2 separate regions of the Mus musculus genome follow, and region 1 is linked to region 2. A link is a loop called in an ENCODE intact Hi-C map of the cell type or tissue named here. Cell type or tissue: gastrocnemius. All regions are shown on one strand. Each heading gives the region's core, and the rest is flanking DNA. Links, peaks and the distances in the headings are about the cores only.

What was found. Peaks named below come from ENCODE experiments on the same cell type or tissue, not always from the same donor. Only the 100,000 strongest peaks of a DNase experiment are listed, where the experiment ranks them.
Region 1: a loop joins it to region 2, with 6 times the contacts of the local background. A loop is called at or near these places in 20 of 42 quality-filtered maps.

What each region holds. Positions count from the first base shown.
Region 1 is chr2:148,652,631-148,658,013 of GRCm38, forward strand. No RefSeq gene overlaps it. Among named protein-coding and RNA genes, the nearest start is that of Nxt1, 17 kb to the right of the region's middle. In gastrocnemius, for the core only: a CTCF peak has its summit at 2,550; a DNase peak (open chromatin) is centred at 2,538.
Region 2 is chr2:148,120,012-148,125,394 of GRCm38, forward strand. No RefSeq gene overlaps it. Among named protein-coding and RNA genes, the nearest start is that of Gm24221, 28 kb to the right of the region's middle. In gastrocnemius, for the core only: CTCF peaks have their summits at 2,310 (motif pointing right) and 3,965; DNase peaks (open chromatin) are centred at 2,349, 2,664 and 3,977; H3K27ac peaks cover 606 bases.

The sequences.
Region 1 (5,383 bases), core at 170-5,169, 530 kb after region 2:
CTGTAATTCTTAGACTTTACTTTGATGACCTCTAACAACTTAGACCAGAATTCTGCAGACAAAATATATTTGTAATTCTTTCTCACTTAAACGCACCTGGCTTCATGGGGTTGGGGCAGAGGAGTTATCAACACCTAGCCATGTGACTCTATCCACTTGCTGGGAACTTTTCTTTTTCTTTCTTTCCTTTTTTTTTTTTTTTTGTTTGTTTGTTTTTATTTCCAAAGATTTATTCATTTTATTTCATTTTTTATTTCTTTACTGGAAACTTTTCTAAGAAGAGGCTACCTTTAATTCTATGAAGTGTTAAAGCCAGTGTTGTAGCTATAGTGTAACTATCAAGGAGCAAAGGAAGGTTCTGGAAAAAAGCTTGTTGTCCCTGGTCTTTTTTTCCCTTCTAATCCAAATCCCCCAATGCTGTAGTTTGGATAGGTAAAGCTTGTTAATCCTCATGGTCATCTTGACTGGATCAGAATGAATTAGAGGCTACTCCTCTGGGTGTGCCTGAGGGATATTTCCAGAGAGGTTGAATTGTGAATGTGAAGGTCTTTCCTACACATGGACTGTGGGAAGCCACATGTGCCGTTGCAGAGTGGCACTGACTACTGCTGGCCACCACGCATAAGTTTGGACAAACAACCAATGTGTACATATGCAGTAAAGTTTTTTCAAAGACACTGCCTGGCCCGGGCATGATAATGAGGCTTTGGGAGTATAACCAATCAGATGTGAGACATGCAAATGAGGTATGATAATGAGGCTCTGTGAGGTACAGAGAGAGAGAGAGTAGCCAATCAGATGAGGAACATGCAAATGAGGCTTAGTACATAACCAATCTGGGTGTGAGACACGCCTCTCCTAGGCCTATATAAGCAGCACCAATTCTGGGCTTGGGGTCTCTTCGCCTCTGCAATAAAGCTCTCCCAATAAACGTGTGCAGAAGGATCCTGTTGCAGCGTCGTTACTACTGGCCAGTCCTGCGCGCGCAAGAATGGACAGCACCTTCCCATGGCAGGATGCTCAGAAGAATGAAAGGAAAAGGGGGAGAAAGTGTTCTAAGCACCAGCATTCAACTCCCTTTGATTCCTGACTGTGGACTCATAACCAGCTGTCTCATGTTCCCTCCACTGGAGTTGCAAGATGTTCAAGGCACAATATACCTTTCCTTCTTTAGGCTAGTTTTCTCAAACACTTTGTCACAGCAACAAGAATTAACTAATAGAGGAAATATTCCCCCCAAAGCCCGTGTGTTAAGGACTTGGCTCCCACATGGTTGTATAATTTGGGGAGGTCCTGGAAATCTTAAAGTGTAAGTTGTTGCTAAGGGAAGCAGGCCATGAAGGGTGTGTTGCTGGGAGTATCTTGTTCTAGTGTATTCCTGCTCATCTCTACTTTCTGCCTGCAATGAAGAGAACCTTGTGTGTCACATCCCAACCATTATGAAATTCTATCCAATAATCTCTAAAACAGTGAGCTGAAACAAATCCCTCTTCCCTGTAAGTTTTCTGTCAGGTAATTGGGGCAATGCTACACCGGTGTAACTAGCACGTGCATGCAATCGCCACAAGCTTTTCTGGTTTTTGTTGTTGTTGTTGTTGTTTTTTGGTTTTTTTTTTTATTAGCAACCTCTAAATTCTAAGTGAGTGTATATTTCAATCATTTGATTTATCAACTCCAGCCATTCATTAGTGACTCTTATTGGGGAAATTGCCAAGAAATTTTTAGCTAGTTTTATTAGCTTGGAGCATAGCTAGCGCACCTTCTTAGGGTATCCTTATGGCTCCCAATAGAGATGGGACTTTCTGCTCCCCTTAGTACCCTCCATAGCTGGAAGTAGGAAGAGAAAACCTAGAATGTTCTATGATAACCTGTTTTGGTTTTGTTTGTTTGTTTGTTTGTTTGTTTGTTTTTCATGGATAGTACCTGGGTCCTCTGTGGAAGTGGTACCTCCTTTGGGCAGCTCACAATCAGTGGCATATGGTTAACAAGAAATGGCTGCCTGGGGTCCTCCAGGGCAGGTTCCTTACCATCCCCTCTGCCTTTTATGTACTACCCACCTGGACCCATGTCTAGTACAAAGTTGTTTATGTATATGCTCCTTTATGGTATATGTGTTCATGTCTGTATGTACAGATGTGGGTGTGAATGCACATATAGTGTGCAAGGCATACATAAATATTAGATGTTTTCTTTAATGGTCTTTTATATTATTTTTATTTTATTTAAGTGCTGGCCAGGTACCTAAAATCCTAACCAAGAAGCATTGTTAGCAAGAACTTCAGAGACAGAAACAACCCAAGATTGGAGCCTTTAAACAGCAGATAAACAAACCCAGAGTTTCTACATTCTAAAAAATAAAGCCACAAGAACAAAGCCCTGTGTACCACCATCCATTCAGACAAGAGAGGTATCCTTAGAAATTTCCGTTTGTCAAATGTTTGAGCTAAGAGAGAAATAGATGCCTTCTAAGAGATAACAGGAACTCAGTGCAGCATCTTAGCCTAGCATTGTGCTTAGAATAGGCGAGAGCACCCTCGTGTGGCAGATACTTTAAATGTCAACTCAGCATCCAAGAGTAGGCCAGCTGCAGGCAGCTTCCAAACAGGGGAAATGGAGGCTCAACCTTTGAGCCTGAATCAACAGTCAAGTAGTGTAAAATTGTTTTATTGGATGATAATGTATGATTTCTGTACTGTGAGTGTTTATACTGTAGTCAGCACAGTGGTCCTACTGTATTATCCTTGATGGCAGGAGTAGCAATTCTAGGAGGTGGTTAGAAATGCAAATTGCTCCTGCTTTAGAAACTGATGCTGAAGGCTAGCCTACAAATGTCAGTATGCCTTTTTATGAATTCTGAAGCTTGTTTATGTATATGCTCATGTATGATATATGTGTTCATGTATGTATGTATGTACAGATGTGGGTGTGAATGCACATATGGTGTGCAAGTGTGCGAAAGGCATATATCAATATTAGATGTTTTCTTTAATGGTCCTTTATATTATTTTTATTTCTTGTGTTTGTATGTGTATATGCAGATATGCTCTGATGTGCACCTGTAACTCCAGCTGTGCAGACTCATCAAGCCTTTTCATCTTGTTTTTTGAGGTGTAGGCTCTCACTGAATCTGGAGCACATCATCAATTTAGCCAAGTTGGCTAGGCATCCTCCTGACTCAGTCCCCAAAGAAACCCTAACCTTAACCCACACCCAATCCTACACATACACACAGCCACCAGCAGAAAACATGACATGACCACAGAAGTGTAAGAAGTACACCTAGTGGGGTCCAGAGACTGAGGCAGGACAGGGTCGTCAGCGCATGAGAACAACATGTGAGAGTCAGTTCTCTCTTTCCACCATATAGATTCCAGGGATTGAACCCTGGTCATCAGGCTAGACAGCAGATGCCTTTAACTAATGAGTCACCATACCCATGCCCTCTGCCAACAGCCAAATGTATACAAGACTAATAGAACAACTTGGAGCTTTGTACTAGGCATGGAGTCCAGGAGAGTAGTACTCACCAGTCAGGGAAGATGAATTGTAGGGTAAAAGACCATGACCAAAGGGGAAAACTCCCTGACTCTAACTTGACCCATAGCCCAAGACCAGAGCCAAGAAACAATCCCACCAATTGTGCTTGCCTCAAAATCAAGCCAAAGAATCACATCAATCCCTGAGCACAAAATCCTATAAGTCCCTAAACCAGAAACTTTACCAATCCCTATGCTTGCTCCAAGATCAGATCACAAAAATTCTACCAATCCTAGGCCACTCTGAAAAGCTGTGCCCCTCCCGCAAGAAACCCTATATAAAGTCTGCCACCCTTCTGGCCTTTTCTCCCCCAATAAATCCCTTGTGTGAGGTTGTTATGCAGTGACTTTGTGGTATTCTTTGGCTCACGATTTATTGCTGGGATCCCTCTCAGAGAAGAGCTGTAACACTTTCACTGGGAAAATCTCCCCCAGCTGGAGCAAAGCTGTAACATTTACATGAATGATGAAAGAACCAGACTTGGTGGCTCCTAGGCACCCACATCTTGTTGGCTGGATGTCCAGTCACTAAGAGTGAGCTGCCTAGGAGATACCACTTTCGCAAAGGAGCCTTAGCTTCTGTCCATGAGAAAGCAGGTTATAGAACATTCTAGGTTTCTTCTGTTTACTTCTAACTGTGGAGGGTAGATTATTTGAGGCAGCAGGAAGTCCCTTAGGTATTGGGGGCCATAAGAATACCCTAACTAGAAGACTTGGCCATGGCCCAACCTTATCTTTGAGATAAGGTCTTGATAAATCTGGAGCTCATCGATTCAAGTAGACTAGTTAGGTAGTGATCTTCATACCTCAGTCTACAAAGCTAGAGTTATATATTTAACTCTATAGCTGTATGCTGCAGCATCTAGCTTTTATGTGGGTTCTGGGTATCCAAACTTGGGTCCATACCTTTGCACAAGCAGATACTTTATCAACTGGCATACTAGTCTAGTATATAATTGGAGGTTGGTATGCTAGTTTAGTATAAAGTGAACAGTTGGCATGCTAGTCTAGTATACTGTGAGCAGTTAATATGCTAGTCTAGTATATAGTTGATAGCTGGTATAATAGCTTAGTATACAGATGACAACTGGTATACTAATCTATCATAAGGGAGCTATAGACAGGAAGTCATAGGGGTGAGTTCTCTGACCCCAGGAAAACCCCTTGGAAAGCTGTTTAGACTCAGCTTAGAAGAGCCAGTATACCAATTAGGGGAAGAAAGGAAGGCAGAGACAGAGTTTGTTGGACGGCAACCTAGTAGAGCTGTACCCACCAGGGCATCAAGTCATCCATCCCCATGTCTGCATCAGCAGTGCAGATTCAGAAACTGAGCATGCATGGATTAGACAATTCACTCTTGACCTTGCAGATCTACCTGGTTCTAAACACCCCCATCTCCCTGTATCTTTCTGCTTGATCTGCCTGGATTTCTCTAATCATCCCCAAAGCTAATGAGGCTCTTGCTGTAGATCTAGTAGGAACTGTGAAGCATGAGTGGATCTGGTAAGGCTGACGCAGTATGAGCTCACAGGGAGAGAGTAACATGGCTCAGACTCTGACCCAGTGCTCACCAAGTCAGAGGTACAAACAGATGGCCCAGGGTAGGAAAAGAAAGTCTCTAAGGATACCTGTAGCTGAGAAACCAGTGGAGATACCAGAGAACATGTGGCATTTAAGTCTTGAAAGAAGGGATTTCTTTCTTTCCCTCTGTTTAATACTTGAGATAAAAGTCATACAACATAAAATGACCATCTTCAAGTGAATGGTTGAATGCAATTTAGTAGATTCAGTGTTACTCAACTTTTATCTAGCTCCAAAATGTTCCCACAACTGGACAATGGAACATC
Region 2 (5,383 bases), core at 92-5,091:
GGTGATCAAGCCATGAAGGCTGTTCCCTCATAGGTGATATTAGGAGGCTCCTCACAGCATTTGGCTCCCCTGTCTTTTAGCTTCCACAAGTATAAGGACATCGCGTTTCCATCCAACCCCAAAGGATGTAACAGCAAGGCACCATCTTGGAGGCAGACAGCTGTTCTCACCAGACGTCTGACCTTCTGACTCCTTGATCTTGGGATTTCCAGCCCCCAGTTCCAGTTAGGGAACTAACCCATGATATGTATCTCAGCTGAAAGAATTTAGTACAAAACACTGTTCATACACTTGGAACAACTGATAGGTAAGTTAGCATCTCACGCATCTGCCACGAGCTAATGAGGACAATGTAAGATAGGGGAGCCTTTCAAAGGCCACATTCAGTCTCAGAATGGAATGAACTCAAGAGAAGGTCATCTGGCTATAGCTGTGCCAAAGGAGGGACTGGACCTCAAGGAACACCATAAGAAGTGAGGGGGCAGAGACATACCCCAGCTTCTCCTTCTGCTCAGTTCTTTCTTTCCTTTTTCCTTTTATGTTTATTCTTTCATTTTGGAAATGAGGTTTCACTATGTAGCTTAGGGCGGCCTTGAGGTGATCATTCTGCTCCAGCCTTCCAAGTACTGAAATTGTAACTGTGACCCATTATGACCAGCTTGGTGACTACATCTCTGTCTTTTGTCATATGTTCTCACTGGCCAAACCTCAATGGAAACCACTTAACATGAAAGTCTGAGAAAGGCAGAATTGTTCTGGAGGTAGCAGCAACTGCTGGGCTCATGTGCTTTGCAAACACTGATAGGGAGTGGAGATTAAAAATAAAATAATACGGACTTAGTGATGATTGGAGTGACTTAAGCAAAACAAACAAACAAACAAACAAACAAACAAGAAGAGCTATATAGCTTTCTGAACAGTAGGACTGATGTGTACATGTGTACACGTTCAATTTGTTCTGTGCACTATCAAAGCTTGAGAGACCTTAGTGGCAGTTTTGGGTTCCTCTATCCCTCCTAAGGGTGGGCAGTCAATAGGCTTGTGTTGCCTTGACTAGAAGATTAAACAGCCAGAGCACCTCACCCCTAACAGCTTAAAATGACATACTGAGAACAGCAAGTATAATCCCCTTATGTTTACATGGTATGAGTGCCCTTTGAAAATCTGATTAGCTTTTTTAATTACCAGGGACCCTTTCAGCACTTAGCTGGGAAATTGCTGGATCTAATTAATACTTTCTGTGTGTCAGGAAAACACCATTTGCTTCACTATCCGTGCTCTCAGTTTTGGAGGCTTCAGAGTTCAGCACCCAAGTCGCATCTTGGCAATGTTCCCTTCTCTCTCACCATTGCTCTTCGTGCTGCTGCTGAACCATAAAGTGGACAAGAACTTTATGGATGGTCTTCCTAGGAGGGACAGATGTGCACCGAGTTTCATAAGTGCTAACTACAGTGGAAAGCTAGCACAGAAGAGACATGGGCAAGAAGAGGAGACAATCTTCAGATTGTCCCTACCAAGTGCTGTGGATGGAGGAACACTTCCCTATTTGGGACAGTGATTAAAATAAGTTATTCCCATGCTGTCTGAGAGCTGTGTGTTGCACAACTGGCAAAGAATGAGAACAAGAGCCTGGGGTTTGGGGGAGCTGGCATCTTTATTGAATGTTGTCTTGACCCTCATCTTCCACAGTGGCAGGTGTTTCATACAGACTTACTGTGTACCACTGTGAAGAGGTAGAGTCTTGACATTTAGTTCAGACAGCCAGACCCTTGGCAGTTCCTGTAAATCCAGGCAAAGAATGTCTATAGAAGCCACCTGGTGGATTGGTGAGGATGGGGCTAGGGGGCTCACTTTAGCAACTGCTTATATAGCCTTAGGGGGTCACGACTGCTTTCATACAAGACCACAAGCACCCAAACTTCCATCTCTTGGTGTTCAGATGATCAGAGCTGTGACTGGACAAAGAGCTGGAAGGCCCTGGAGAAGCCAGAGTTCAGACTGACACTCACATGTTCCTGCTTAGGGGAATACATACTCACCACTTCCATCTTCATGTGCTCTGGATCAGTGTGTGCACAGACTCTGAGATAATCAACAAGGGCTTCCTACAAATCCCATCAATCAATAATACTACTGCTACAAGTCTTTCCAGCACTGACAGGAAAAACAAGTCCTGACTCTGGGGGGTATCACAAGGACATTCTCAGTATAAAGTATTGTCAACTCGTGCATCCATGCTAATACAAAACTATCCAAATGCCTTAAAGAAGGTAAACGAGAAATCACGCCCGAGAGCCAACTTCAATGAAGCATAATTTGCAGCAGAGGGCAGCAGAAGACACCGTTTGGAAATTCAGTCTGCAACTGGGCACATCCTTCCCGTGCCACACCAGTCAGACCACACACACACACACACACACACACACACACACACACACACACACACACACACACACACATACACACACACACACACACACACACACACACACAGAGAGAGAGAGAGAGAGAGAGAGAGAGAGAGAGAGAGAGAGAGAGAGAGAGCGAGCAGATCTGTTTGCCAGGGCCTCACCCTTCTTACATGACCACTAGTCACTGGGCTGGTGAGCCACAGCTCAGGTCAGACAAGATGCTTTTCACTGGGGCCATCAGGAGGGTCGGGACAGGACTAAGGCGGAAATAGCTGGTTGGCGGCTCACTTCCCTATCCACGTGACCAGGCAGTGGAGCCCAGATGTTGTTAAGGTGGTAGGCGACCTTGGCTATTGTCCTGGTGCTAATGAGAATGCCTTGGGGTTTAGGCAGCTGCTTGTTTGGAGGAAGACAGAAAACTGTCAACCTGTGATTTCCTCCAGACCCTTAGTCCCTATAGGCAAAAGCCCCGGGTCTCCTCGCTGTGCATGGTTCAGGGGTTAGATGCCATCACCCTGACTCTTCTTAGAGTCCTCTGAAGCTGGGGTGAGTGTGTGATGACACTAACAACCGGGAGAGAAAAGACAGAGTCGGGACAAGCCTGGGAGAAAAAGCAGGCCCCATTGCAAGCACACGTCACTGCTTCTCGTTTCTAATATGTTCCATTAGCTCTCGGTATAATGTTTCCAAATGAGCCACAGCAGGGACTGTGGTACTCTTGTTTCTTCAGGGTTATTGATGAACCCTCTCTAACTTAGCTGTCCCTCTCTTTTTCTACCCCACCCCACCCCTGGTCTTTTCTTTCATTAAGAAATAATCCTATCTTCTTTTGTGACTTGAAATAACATCAATATCCTTAGACATTCATGCTTTTTTATTGCTATTATCTTTCTGTTTTTGAGACAGGACCCCACTCTGTATGTAGCTCGGGCTTGTCTTAGACTGGTAACCATTCTCCTGCTTCACCCTCCCAAGTGCAGGAGCGACCAGGCCTGACTACACCCTGTGTTTATATATTTAGCCCAACTCCTCTCCTAATCTCTCATGATTGCCTTGAAAATCATTCTGGGAAAAAAAAAGTAAATCATTCTAGAAAAATAAGACTAGGATGTTTAAGTATGTCTCAGGGTCATAGCTGATGAAGAATTCTTGTTTTTTAGGCTGGACCTAGTGAACCTTCTCTACACTGGTTAGTGTGAACTCCATCATCTTTCCCCATAACTTTTTATTGATTCCTTGTGAGTTTCACATCATGCACCCTAGCTAGTTTCACTCATCTCTCTCCCCCTGTATCTGCCCTCTGCCCTTGCAACCTCACCCCCCCCCTCCCCAGAAGAAAATAAACACTCAATCAATAAACAAACCAAAACGTCTCATTGTGGGAGCTGTAGTGTGTTGCAGTGCATCCCATAGTATAGCGTTCTATCCACACATCTTCACTTGCCAATGTTCATTGTTCAAGGCCTCTGGCTTCTGCCACACCATCAATATTGGATTCTCACTGGGTCTCCTCCCAGTTATCTCGTTGCTTCCCCTTTTGTGCACCACTAGGGTGAGCTCTTCAGCACTGCTCTGGCTAACCCACCCAAAGCAGACATCATCAGGAGGCAAGGCCATCTCACCTGTGCATCCAGAGCCAGCTCCTCCTTGCTTCCCAGTTGAAGTACCCAGGGCCTATTCTCCAAGTACTGCATGTAGTAAGGAGCTGGGCCAGCTCTCTCTCTCTTATATCCTCAGGGCTGGCTCACCCATGTCTTCACCATGAGGTCCAGCTCCTCTGTATTGCCCAGATAGAACTCCATCATCTTAATAGCTCAGGTCTTGGCTTGTCCTCTTATATGCCATACATACTCTGCCTGGACCAGATTGTTTGTCATCCCAGGATGCTAAGAGCAGAACCAGTTTCATCTCTCCTTTTATTTTCTCCAAACACCACAATTGAGTAGTTTTCCAGGCTTTTATACCTGTCCATCTATAGTCTATTATTAATAGGACATCAGGATAAGTGATCTCTTTAAAAATCTTAATCACTTGCTGTCAGGCCAGTACTTACAGCCTCTCCTGCTTCTGATTAATTCTGAATGAAGAGAAATTCCTGCAATGCCTTTCAAACCTGTCTGATCTGGGTCTTCAGTGTCAGCATCTGTGACTCTCCCTTCTACCCACTTTTGTCCACAGTGGCCTCTGTGATGCCAGGCTTACACATTCTTTCTCTACACTTGCTCATGCACTTCCCTTAAGCCATGGCTCATCTTCTCAGGGAAACATCCCAGCACATCCTTTAATTAATTCTGCCATACCCTCTCTCTCCAGCTCTGTCTTTTCTCTGTCCCACAACCTCATTGTTGGGATGATGGCCTGATCTTAGATTCTGCTTACTGGCTTCCAATTCCAGGATGTAGGTATGTTGTGGCCCATCCCTTGCTTTGTTCACTGATGTCACTGAGTCCCTAGAACAGTTACAGCACTTACAAATACTCGGCAAATCTTTTAACAGATACCGTTTAATCAATTGTCTTGTCTGTACAATGCCCTTCCTGAGATGTCTAGCTGTTTTAATCTGATTTGACCTAGATTAAAAACATCAGGGTGTGGAAAAAGAGAAGGACATTCCAATGAATTTGTACCATGGGCCATTTCATTAAAACTATTGTTCCAACCCAGATGTAGCTGTCTCTTGTGAGACTATGCCGGGGCCTAGCAAACACAGAAGTGGATGCTCACAGTCAGCTAATGGATGGATCACAGGGCTCCCAATGGAGGAGCTAGAGAAAGTACCCAAAGAGCTAAAGGAATCTGCAACCCTATAGGTGGATCAACATTATGAACTAACCAGTACCCCGGAGCTCTTGACTCTAGCTGCATATGTATCAAAAGATGGCCTAGTCGGCCATCACTGGAAAGAGAGGCCCATTGGACACGCAAACTTTATATGCCCCAGAACAGGGGAACACCAGGGCCAAAAAGGGGGA